Linked DNA regions of Homo sapiens: region 2 is linked to region 1. Evidence: read pairs that join two places in POLR2A ChIA-PET (ENCODE). Cell type or tissue: A673. All regions are shown on one strand. Links, peaks and the distances in the headings refer to the core of each region. The heading gives the core; the rest is flanking DNA. Region 1 overlaps SIPA1L2 (signal induced proliferation associated 1 like 2). Region 2 overlaps SIPA1L2 (signal induced proliferation associated 1 like 2).

Region 1 (5,378 bases), core at 60-5,059:
AGTTTGAAGGTGCCACTTCATTGCCATCTTGCTTTCAGTGTTGGTGCTTTCTAGTTGAAGTTTTTTTGTTGTTGCTGTTGTTTTGAGATGGAGTTTCATTCTTGTCTCCCAGGCTGGAGTGCAGTGGCGTGACCTCGGCCCACTGCAACGTCCACCTCCCGGGTTCAAGTGATTCTCCTGCCTCAGCCTCTCGAGTAGCTGGGATTACAGGTGCCCACCACCACGCCCGGCTAAATTTTGTATTTTAAGTAGAGATGAGGTTTCACCATGTTGGCCAGGCTGGTTTCGAACTCCTGACCTCTTATGATCCACCCACCTCGGCCTCCCAAAATGCTGGGATTACAGGTGTGAGCCACCGTGCCCGGCCTTTATTTGAAGTTTTAACTTGCTGGGAGCTGGACACTATTTTACACGCTATACAGGCATTCGCATTGGGCACCATGCAGCTTTCTCCATACTGCAGGAACAAGTTAGACACAGACCTTTCATTTTTGTTTTGACCTTGTAGTCCACACAGAAGAAAAAATGCGTAATGAAAACTGGTAGAATGAAGCTCAGAGGAGCCAGATCTAGATTGACAGGTCACTGGGGGGCTCTCTGAAGTAAGAGGGCTGTCGTCAGACTCGTGGTAGAAAGAGGCTGGCCACAGGGTGCAGCTGGGATCCCAACTCTAGCTGGTTCTGGAGGGTGGGCCTGGGGGAATGGGGAGAGCACAGAATGAGAGAAGAGCTGCTCTCCAGGTCAGTTGTGTTTGCTCTTCTTGTACAACCTGCGTGAGATCCTCTCCTTTAAAACCTCAGTCTTCATGCATATTGGCCTGGTGATGCTCTGTACCAAATTTCTGAGGTAGTGGGCCCAGATCTACTCGGGGGAGTGCAGAATTGAAGGCAAAGATGCAGAAGGGGAAATCTCTTATTATGTCTTCTCCCGTCCTTGAAGATGTTCAGGTCATTTTCAGGGTTGTTTGACTTTTAGGAAACTACTTAATTTCTCTTGACCAAATGAAGTTTAAGTGATTTTGAGTGTTCTCGTTTGACCTTTGAGTGACAGACCCTTAGACTTTTTGCAGTTGTAAGTAGTAGGAAGGACTCAGATTGTTTCGCACCTCTCAAGGCCTTGCCTAAGGTGTCCACTAGTTACCAAGAAGCCCTAGATAAGACCCTACCCCAAGGGTTTCAACTGGCATCAGGTTAGACAGAGGAGTTGAGCTGCTTCACCTGCAGCGGTTTGTGTAGTTAGCCTGGTAGAAGGCTGGAGATTGTGAACCGAAGATGATGAATAAACAGATTTGCTGTTTGCTTGACGAGGAGACTCTGAGGAGAGGATTTTCATTCTGTGTTGCCACAAACAGAGCATGTGACTGCTACTTCCCCCAGCAATCAAAACAGGATTAAGAGGAGTAGAAAATAAGGTAGATAAAACTTGCATCTTGGGAATATTCGTCAGCTGTCTGAATAGGTAACAAAAATAGAAAAAAGAACATGATATTCTATATACGCTTGCAGGTTTAGATGCTGAGGTCAAATTTTGTCTTTGTCATTAGTGGTGAGTCAGCTCACCCACCCACTGTCACATTCTTGATGGTTGGGAAATTTTGAGCTCTCTACTCAAATTGTACCTTCATGTGATCATCAAATTATTGAAAGTTTTTCTTCTCAGTTATGTGTGTATACAAGCACATGTGTGTATAGTGGGGGAGGGGGGGTCACAAAACACTAAGCCTGGGGGACTTTAAGATTATATGAAGTAGGAATTAGCATAGAGATGGCAGCATTCTCTGTACCACTTCTCTTTGGATAATTTGAAACCAGTAATTTTACATAGGCCATTTGAGTGCCAGTGGTGAAAAGGTTTTAATGGAAAGTGGTGTTGGGGGACTCTGTGGAAAGGGAGCTGGTGCCATACAGAGTGAGTGCCTTCATGTGGAACGATGCTTTGAAAGGATCAGATATTGCGGAGGCACCAGGCATTCTTTCCCTCTGAGTCATTCTGGAGGTATAACCCCTGCTGAGGGCCAGTTACTGTTCTCTGTGTTGGAGAAGAGAAGTGGGTGTTTGTAGGGTTAGGAGACCTTCCTCATCTGCCCCATACCCCCTCTTCTCTTGTCTGACATGCCTGAGTGATTCTGGTGCATGCCCTCAACAGCCCCATGGCCTGCTGAGCTAGGTGTCAGCAGAAGATCCCCATCCTGGCCCCATCCTGGCCTGACCGTGATCCCACCTGTGCCAAAATGGAGATATTTCAGCTTTATTCTGCTGCCTTTGAAATTACTGAGACTTTTTGTTGTTTCTGTGTAACCAATGTTAATGAGGATTTGAACCTAGCATTTCCTCACTGATGGGGTAAGAACTTGCCTGGGAGATTGTCACAGATAACTTAAATAAATGATGTTTATTACAAAAAGGGTTACACTTAGGTTATTTTTGTCATTTAGGAAGTCTGTAATCAGTGAATGAAAAATGGACAAGCTTAAATATCATAGTTAGAGGTAGAAAGGTTATATGTAGATAGTTTAAGGATCATGAATGAACAATAATAACTGTGGAACACATTTGCGTATGGGAGGCACTATTCTAAGCCTTACCTGCCTCAGCTCATTTAATCCCCACAGCAGTCCTGTGAGTTAGGTCCTATTAATTCTCCATTTTACAGATGAGAGAATCGAGGCTCACAAAGGTTAGCTAACTTGCATGTCTACACATGGTCTAGTAAGTAGAGCTGTGGTTCTGACCTTGGCGTCTGACTCCACAGCCCATCTGTGCTACTAGCCATTATTACACCATTGCTCCTGCTAAACAAGGGTGACGGACACAAAACCAAAGCTTCAGGGATTTTTAAATTAAGAAAATTTATCATTTTCCTATTTTGTGAAGTATTCCTTGTTGCTTCATTTTTTTTTTATCTTTTGAATTTTAGTATATTTTTAATGTGGGCACTATAAAGCGATGTATTGCTACTATTGTTCTTCTTAAGCAACTCTGATGTTTTGCTGTTATACTATTGGTTTAGTTGCATACTTATGTACATAGGAATATTTCTTAATTTTATTGATCAGAATTTCTTGTTCCAAGAAGTAGGACATTCTGTATTTACAAATTGCTTGGTCCCACCAAATTAATACATAATGTAATTATTATTATTTATTTATTTTTGAGACAGGGTCTCACGTTGTCACCCAGGCTGGAGTGCAGTGGCACAATCACAGTTCACTGTAGCCTCAACCTCCCAGGTCTCAGGTGATCCTCCCACCTCAGCCTCCCAAGTAACTGAGACTACAGATGCAAACCACCACACCTGGCTAATTTTTCTATTTCTTGTACAAACAGGGTTTCACCATGTTGCCTAGGCTGGTCTCGAATTCCTGAGCTTCAGCGATCCACCTGCTGTGGCCTCCCAAAGTGCTAAGATTATAGACGTGAGCCACCGTGCTTGGCCCATAATGTAATTACGACATGATGTGGTATAGAAAAGAATAGTTCCAAATTAAAGCACATTCTTTGAGATAAAACATCTTCAGCCATAAGACATCCCAAATATTTGGACACAAGAGAAATTGGTTTTTGACTCTTTATCACCTCAACTACTCCTCCTGTCAGTCGTCTTATTTTTTTTTAGGCAGAAGAACTTTTTATTTATTACTTATATAGTGAAATCATCCATAGCAATATTGCAGTTACAAGAGAAAAAGAAGGAGCTTATTAGACTTAGAACTTCTGTCGTTTTGTTTGTTTGTTTTATTTTTCATTTTTGGAGAACTCTTTTTCACCAGTCCGTTGACAGATTTTTAATGATGGTGTAGGCTGGCTTTCATTTCAGCCTAAAGGCTTCTTTATTTGGTGGGCTGATTTCTCTCAGTCCCTGGGCTTTGCATCACTGGTGTCACATACCATCTGAAACAGGGTGAGAAGAAAGTAGTTCCTCATAAGCAATGATTCAAGAGGCCAGGAGAGTGGTTGGTTGGGACCCTTACGGCTAGAATATAGTTTTGAGCATCTCTGAATTCCCAGGCCTTAAGTTAGATTCCCTCCAGTTTTCCTTAAAGGTGTTTTGCCTGTGAAAACCATCTACATACACCAGACATTGGTAAGAATATTCTGCTTCATGGTTACTGAGATGAGGCTGCATTGCCAAAAGAGAGTGAAGGATTTCGGGAGAGAGGCGAGAGATGCCTCAGGCCCAAGCTGGAATGGGATAACCTGACTTTTAGATAACATAGACTTGTTTTCGCCCTTTCCCAGCTCCTGCGCTCTCAGATCTGTCGTGCTTCCTTGGTCTCCTTGTCTCTGACCTAGCAGCCAAATCTCTTCTCACCAGATTCCTTGGCAGGTCCTCAGTATGCCTTCCCAGGCAGTGTGTGCCCTTTGCTCTGTCAACCACTGGAATCCAAGTTTCAGAGAATTCTCACCTGTTTTAGCTACAGAACATATCCCTAAGGAGAAAGTCACTTGAGACTCTAACATTTCTAACTTTGATGGAACATTAAATCTCTTTTATGAGCAGTCTGCCTCACTTATATTTCTGTTTTAATATGTAAAAAATCAGTAGGCCTAATAAAAATGACTAATGCCAATTTTTTGTTGCTTTTCAACATTCATAATACATACCTCACAAAGTAACTTGTTAAAAGACATCAATGATAGAGTACAGAATTCCTTACTGTGAGGCACGGTGCATTTGATGTGAACTGAATGTCTGGCATTCAGTTGCATTTGGACATAGGCTCATGGTATATATTCATATTCAAGTTAAATGTAATTTCTTTAGATGTGTAGCAATTAATATTAATAATGACTTGGCAGATTATTCTTTTAGAACCTGGGATAGCATTTGTAACTGAAAACTTTTCTAGAGAATTTTACTTTTCTTTTTGCTTAATTTCTAGACATTTGGCTTGAGAAAACTGCGATTTTGGTTTTGTAGTGAAACCATTTTGCCAATGAAGAACATTAAAATTCCGGCTTCTGTTTGTGTCATATTTCAGACTAAAGACATTTTACAATCAAACCAGGAACATGTGAAAATAGAGATTTATAATGGAAATGTTGATTCAATTTGAGCTGAAGCCAGACATTCATGAAGGAAAATTAGATTAAACAGTAGATGTTTAGAGAGACTTTAAATTATGACAGCTTTAAAAAAAAACATATGTTGTGGATGTTTCTTAGGCATACGCGTACTTTCTCTGGCAGACTGGGAACCTAGCTCCTTGATGTTTCAGCCGTTTATTAAATTCCCTTTTATCTTTCTTTGGACTAGTGGACTCAGAACTTACACAGCTTAGAGTCTGGTGATTGGGAATTGTATCTTGTACATTACTGTAGGATCAAAACCTGATGTTGTCAGTGGAAGTAATTCTGTCCTGTCATAGCGTATTACAT
Region 2 (5,378 bases), core at 251-5,250, 57 kb before region 1:
CTGAGTGATTCTTCTGAGTCCAGATCAAATCTTGTTACTTTTTTTTTTTTTTTTTTTTTTTTTTGAGACAGAGTTTCGCTCTGTCGCCCAGGCTGGAGTGCAGTGGCGCAAACTCGGCTCACTGCAACCTCTGCCTCCTGGGTTCATGCCATTCTCCTGCCTCAGCCTCCTGAGTAGCTGGGACTACAGACGCCCGCCATCACGCCCGGCTAATTTTTTTTTTTTTTTTTGGTATTTTTTAGTAGAGACGGGGTTTCACCGTGTTAGCCAGGATGGTCTCGATCTCCTGACCTTGTGATCCGCCCACCTTGGCCTCCCAAAGTGCTGGGATTACAGGTGTGAGCCACCGCGCCCGGCCAAATCTTGTTACTTCTTTAGGTTGATGTTCAGGCCCCTGAGTCCCACCATAGAGGCTGCTGTCACCTGGCCTCTACCAGTTCACTATCCCCACCTTGTGCCTTTTCCTCTGGATTGTTTGTGTTTGGGGGCTGCCATCCAGGCCTGCAGGCCTGTGTGTGTGGGGTATTGATGCCACGTTTTAATTTTGGCTGTATTCATCGGTGCATTGTTAGGTTAAGTGCCCTTTTGGGAAGTGAAATTGATACTGTTACCCATTCACAGATGTTGGGGTTTCTGGGATGCTCATAGAACCCTCTTCCTGCCCAAGCTTTGAAAAAGTTAAAAACCGTAAGGAAAGTGAAAGTAGAGGCCCACATAATCATTTATTATTGATAGAGGCAAGGTTGGAGGCCACAGCTTGTTGTGAAAACCAAATGGTCCTGCCAGCAGAGTCTCAGGATTAGGCCATTTAACTTACTGGGCCCAGGTGGCATGTTGCCTGCACGGTGGCCTGGTCCTTGAGCAGGAGGAGGCCGGGAATGAACCATTTTCTAATCAGATAAGTCCCTGCACTTCTCAGGAGTGGAAGAGTCCCAGAGTTAACTCATCGATCCCCTCACAGGCGAAGCGGGGAAGAAGCACTTCTCACTAACAGGCTTCTCAAAAACTCTTCTTCCCTGTAGTGATTGTTTCAATATTAATAAGAAGAAGCTGTTCTTTCTACAAATAGGTTAACTACTGGAAATTTAATAGAGTATTTATTTAATTCAAGGAGCTAAACATCTTACCCTTCCTTCATATGAACATTGATATTTAGAATATATTTATTGACAAAATGATAAAACAAGAAATATTTAACAGTTTATTTTTCTGTAAGCAATTCTAAATGTCTTATAATAGCATGAATAAATTCAGCAACCAAAGAATTATGTTAGGGTCCTTCCTTGTTGGTGATTTGGGGCCCAGTTCTGCTTTGATGGAGCTCTCCTGTGAAGTTAGTTTCAGCAGACGATGCCTCAGTGGCAGTGTGTGTTTGAAATTCGTTTCACATGTGGGAAACACATAGGGCAGTTTTCTTATAGCATGTGAGTGTTGGGGAGGCTTTTCTAGTGTGATGTTCTGTATGTTTTGTGTTGTTTCATGAGGGAAAATGGATTTGAGAGAGTGAGCGGTGAGCTAAGAGCATGCAGTATATTCAGGGTAAGCCTGAATTGGGCATCAGCAGAACCACTTCAAGACTAGCCCTTTGACTTTCCGGAATCCTGGTTAGTTTTAAGCTAGAACCTTCTTTTCTTTCTCCTCTTCTTTGTGTCTAGCCTCCACCCTCACCCCCATCTTCAGCTTAAAACCTCTTACAAATAGCATCCCAAAGGCATCATTCATGAGGCTGAACAGTTTTGAAAAGAGCAAGGGAAGTTACTCACTTTTTTCCCAGTGAGCTCTATGGGCAGTGGAACTCTAAGGTAATTGTCAACCATTGTGGAAAGCAATATTTTCATTTGGTTAACATATTTGGACCCATTCGATCCTCGGTACTAGCATTAGAAAGATGATTTCCATCTATTCCTAATGAAAATAGGTTTTATTTCTTTGAAACATTTAAAGGAACAAAAGCTTAAATTCCAAATATTCCTAAAACCCTAAAAAGGGTTTCATTTTCGAATGAGCATTGGAAGAAAATGGTCATTTGTAGCACAGACTCTACCTAAACATAGTCCACCATTCCCTCCCTATTGAAAGTTAGACAGTTCATATGAAAGTCAGGAATCTGAAATCCTCTTTGGTTGGGGGAGCACAAAAGATGACTTTTGCAGACCCAGAGCAGAGTTTGAGTCGGGTGGAATGAGATTAGTGTGCTGGGGGGAACGTCCGGACCCCTGGCCTTCTCTCCTTTGTGAGGAATGTGACAGCTGAAAGGAGTCAGAAGCCGCCCGGTGCAGCAGTGACAGCCCAGCAGTGACAGCCCAGCACAAAGGGTGGTGTGCTTTCCGACCTCTGGCCGCCCTTTGCTAGACCTTCAATTGTAGTTTGGGGCCCAGACTTTGCATTTTTCTCTTTTATGGCTTAATTTAATTTTATTTCAACCAGTTTATTAGAGTGAAGGCCTTCTTTGTTGCCCCGAGGCTTTGTGCCCATTGGACTGGAAATTAGATGAGCTGGGGGTAAGTATTCTTTGTATGCATGAGAGAGTTGGTGACTGGGAAGACACTGAGGGCCAGACCTCACTAGCCAGTGGACCAATGATTTCAACCTAGCAACATCACTTATTACTAAGGGAAGGGGCAGTTGAAAAGTGGTAAGCAAGGTAAGTCATCACTAGCAGCTAGCCACGGTTGTGTAGCTGTTCCTGTTCCTCCGAATGGGCACCTTGGCTGTGTTTCTTTTGTGCCCTCTCAAACTTGGCTCCATATTGGAATCACTGGGAGCATTGACAACAACAACAAAAACAGATGCCTGGGCCCCTGCAGAGCTTCTGGTTTAATTGGAATGGGTGCAGCCTGGGTGTGGGCGCTGCAGATCTTCAGGTGATGGTACAGTGTAGCCGCAGTGGAACACCACTGGCCTGCCTGAGACCTGAGGTGCTTGGGCATTACCTGCAGGCTTTATAAAAAAGTTAAATGGTGTTAGAATATTTCAGGGGAGGTTCTGATTAGATCTAAGAATAAGCATATGAAATTTAGAGACTAGGACTTTTTAGGGTTGTTGAACTGGAAAAACTTTGGTGGGAACAAGGGAGCTTATTGATTTTTAAAAAAAAAACTTAAAAAGAATAGCTAGAAAGAGGCTGGGTAAAGGGGCATTGAAATTGACTCCCTTAAGCACTGGTCCCAAGATATTTGTTTTTCCCAGAAGGAGAGTGAGGATGGAAACTAAAGAAATAAAAACTGTCTGGCCATAGCTACTCCAGACAGAGCGATGGCTGTGGGTGATGATGAGCATAAAATGAGGTGAGGGCAGGAGTCCCCGCCCTGGCTCCGCTCGGTGTTCACTCACGTCTCTCCTGTGTGCTCATCTTTGACACCAGCTCCTCTGACTCAACTTTTCCCCTTGTTTTTACTCTCTCCTTAGCACCAGCTGTTGATTTTTATTCCTTGCTTTTTCCCCACAGCCAGCTCTGCCCGTAGCAGCTCTACCACTGTCTCCTTTCCCCTCTGGTGGCAACGCTCTCCTTTGTTCATGTTTTACCTTCACTTCTTATGTTATCAGTTCCATGGAATCAGTAGGAGTCACACTCTACAAGCCTGTTCTAGTCCGACTGGGCAGATAGAGTGAGGTCATCTCACTCTATCTGGAGAGGAGACTGGAGGGGAGTGCTGAGGATGCTGCCAGGGTGGGGTTTTGAGATTTAATAGGGGGCTAAGGTCAGGCTTGTCGGAGACAGGTTAGAGATTACTAGAGGGTCAGAGGTCCCACCGCTTGGGCAGGAGGGCAGGAGCCAGCTGAGCAGGGCTGACTGAGGGGCCTGAGCTTGCCCTTGTGGCTTTGAGGCTGGGCCATTTAGACTGTGCCTGCCCAAGCAGGGTCTGCCCTGGATGTCCACGGAGTATAAAGAGGCCCCTTAGGTGAGGGCGGTACAACCATTTGCTGAAAGGTGACTTTTCTAAAGACCTGTTCCTACTTTGAATATTGCTTATTTGACACGATTTAAGTGGGATGTTTTAATTTTTATTTATTTATTTTTGTGTGTGCGTGTGTGTTACTGAGAATTTGTATCTTTTCATTTAATTTCAACAACTTGTTGGAAAATGCTGGCCACTCTGACTTCTAAGATACTTAGTGACATTTTATAGATAGTTTGGATTGTTTCTATGTAATCATTTGAACAAAACCATAACAAATCGTTTTATGAAAAGCACCCTGGAGATGGTAAATTCTGAAACCAAACTAAAATTGGTTTCAGAATTCTTATTCTGCGAGCTACATTTAAAAAAATGTAATGTCTCCAGATTAGGCCTTAAAATGAAGCGCCCCCATTAATATCCTGCTTATGTTCAGGAACATCTAGAAAAAGGTGTCAGTGCAGAAGCTGAAAGCACACAGCCCGTGCGTGCTGAGCGGGTTCCTCACCCCAGCCTTTCTCCCAGGCTGCAGAAAGGACTCAGGAAATGTGGCCCATCATTATTACTTATGCTTGTTAAACAGGAATTGACCAGATACCTCATTTTAACATTTTAAAGATATCTCTATGAGAGAGTTGAATATTTGACTTAGGACTTTTAGAAAAATATATATTATTGTTTTTCTTAAATGTGATGTTTTGTGTTTGTTGTAAATACGTGATACAATATGTAATAATTTATGCAGCCCTTGAACACGCTGTCTTCAGAGTCGTTTTGCAGCTGCTGTCTGAGTTTCCTAAGTCATTTGGATTTACTTGGGTGTGTTCAGCCCAGATAAAAATGTGGATCTACCTGAATGTGTCCAGCACCTGCACCACTATTAAAACCGAGAATTTCCTGAGGTCAGGAATTACAGGGAACTGATTCTCTTCATTACTTGGGACTAATTTCCCCTTCTTCCATTTTTCCAGTCGTACAGCAGAAGACTATGAAATAGAGGATTTAAGGAGAGAAGAAAAGGGCATTTTCACCTTTTTTTTTTTTTCCTGTGAACATTCGGAGAGGATAAACTGAAGCTTGAAATATTAGTGCTCATTTTAATTTTATATTAAATTAGTTTTATTACAAGTTTTCTAAGGTTCTTTATGGAAAGGTTAAAAAAGATTTGTTGTTGTTGTTGTTTAGTTCTAGAAAACCTGGCAGTTTACAAAGTTTTGGGGTAACAGTAAACTTTCCTTCCTTTGATTCACTAAGTTTTTCTTAGTCTTTCAATACCTGAGGGCCAGGAGTGTATAGACTACATGATAAATCAGTTTTTTATTTTATTTTCACATATAAACCAGAGTTAATTTGATTTAAGATCAACAGACTTGATTTATAAAAGAATACTTGTATTTTTAGATCTGAACATTTTAGGTGGCTACAATTTTACCCCAAATTAAGAACCTTTGCAAACCAAGTGGCAGGTGGTCTCATTCA

What was found. ChIA-PET counts read pairs that join two places held together with the same protein. Peaks named below come from ENCODE experiments on the same cell type or tissue, not always from the same donor. Only the 100,000 strongest peaks of a DNase experiment are listed, where the experiment ranks them.
Region 2: POLR2A ChIA-PET joins it to region 1 with 14 read pairs; 5 of 35 experiments call an interaction of 5 or more read pairs at or near these places.

The regions. Positions count from the first base shown.
Region 1 is chr1:232,535,011-232,540,388 of GRCh38, reverse strand. The region is part of intron 2 of SIPA1L2 (signal induced proliferation associated 1 like 2); the gene reads left to right. Among named protein-coding and RNA genes, the nearest start is that of SIPA1L2, 92 kb to the left of the region's middle. In A673, for the core only: no CTCF peak of the experiment used is centred there; a DNase peak (open chromatin) is centred at 1,958.
Region 2 is chr1:232,592,376-232,597,753 of GRCh38, reverse strand. The region is part of intron 1 of SIPA1L2 (signal induced proliferation associated 1 like 2); the gene reads left to right. Among named protein-coding and RNA genes, the nearest start is that of SIPA1L2, 35 kb to the left of the region's middle. In A673, for the core only: no CTCF peak of the experiment used is centred there; no DNase peak of the experiment used is centred there.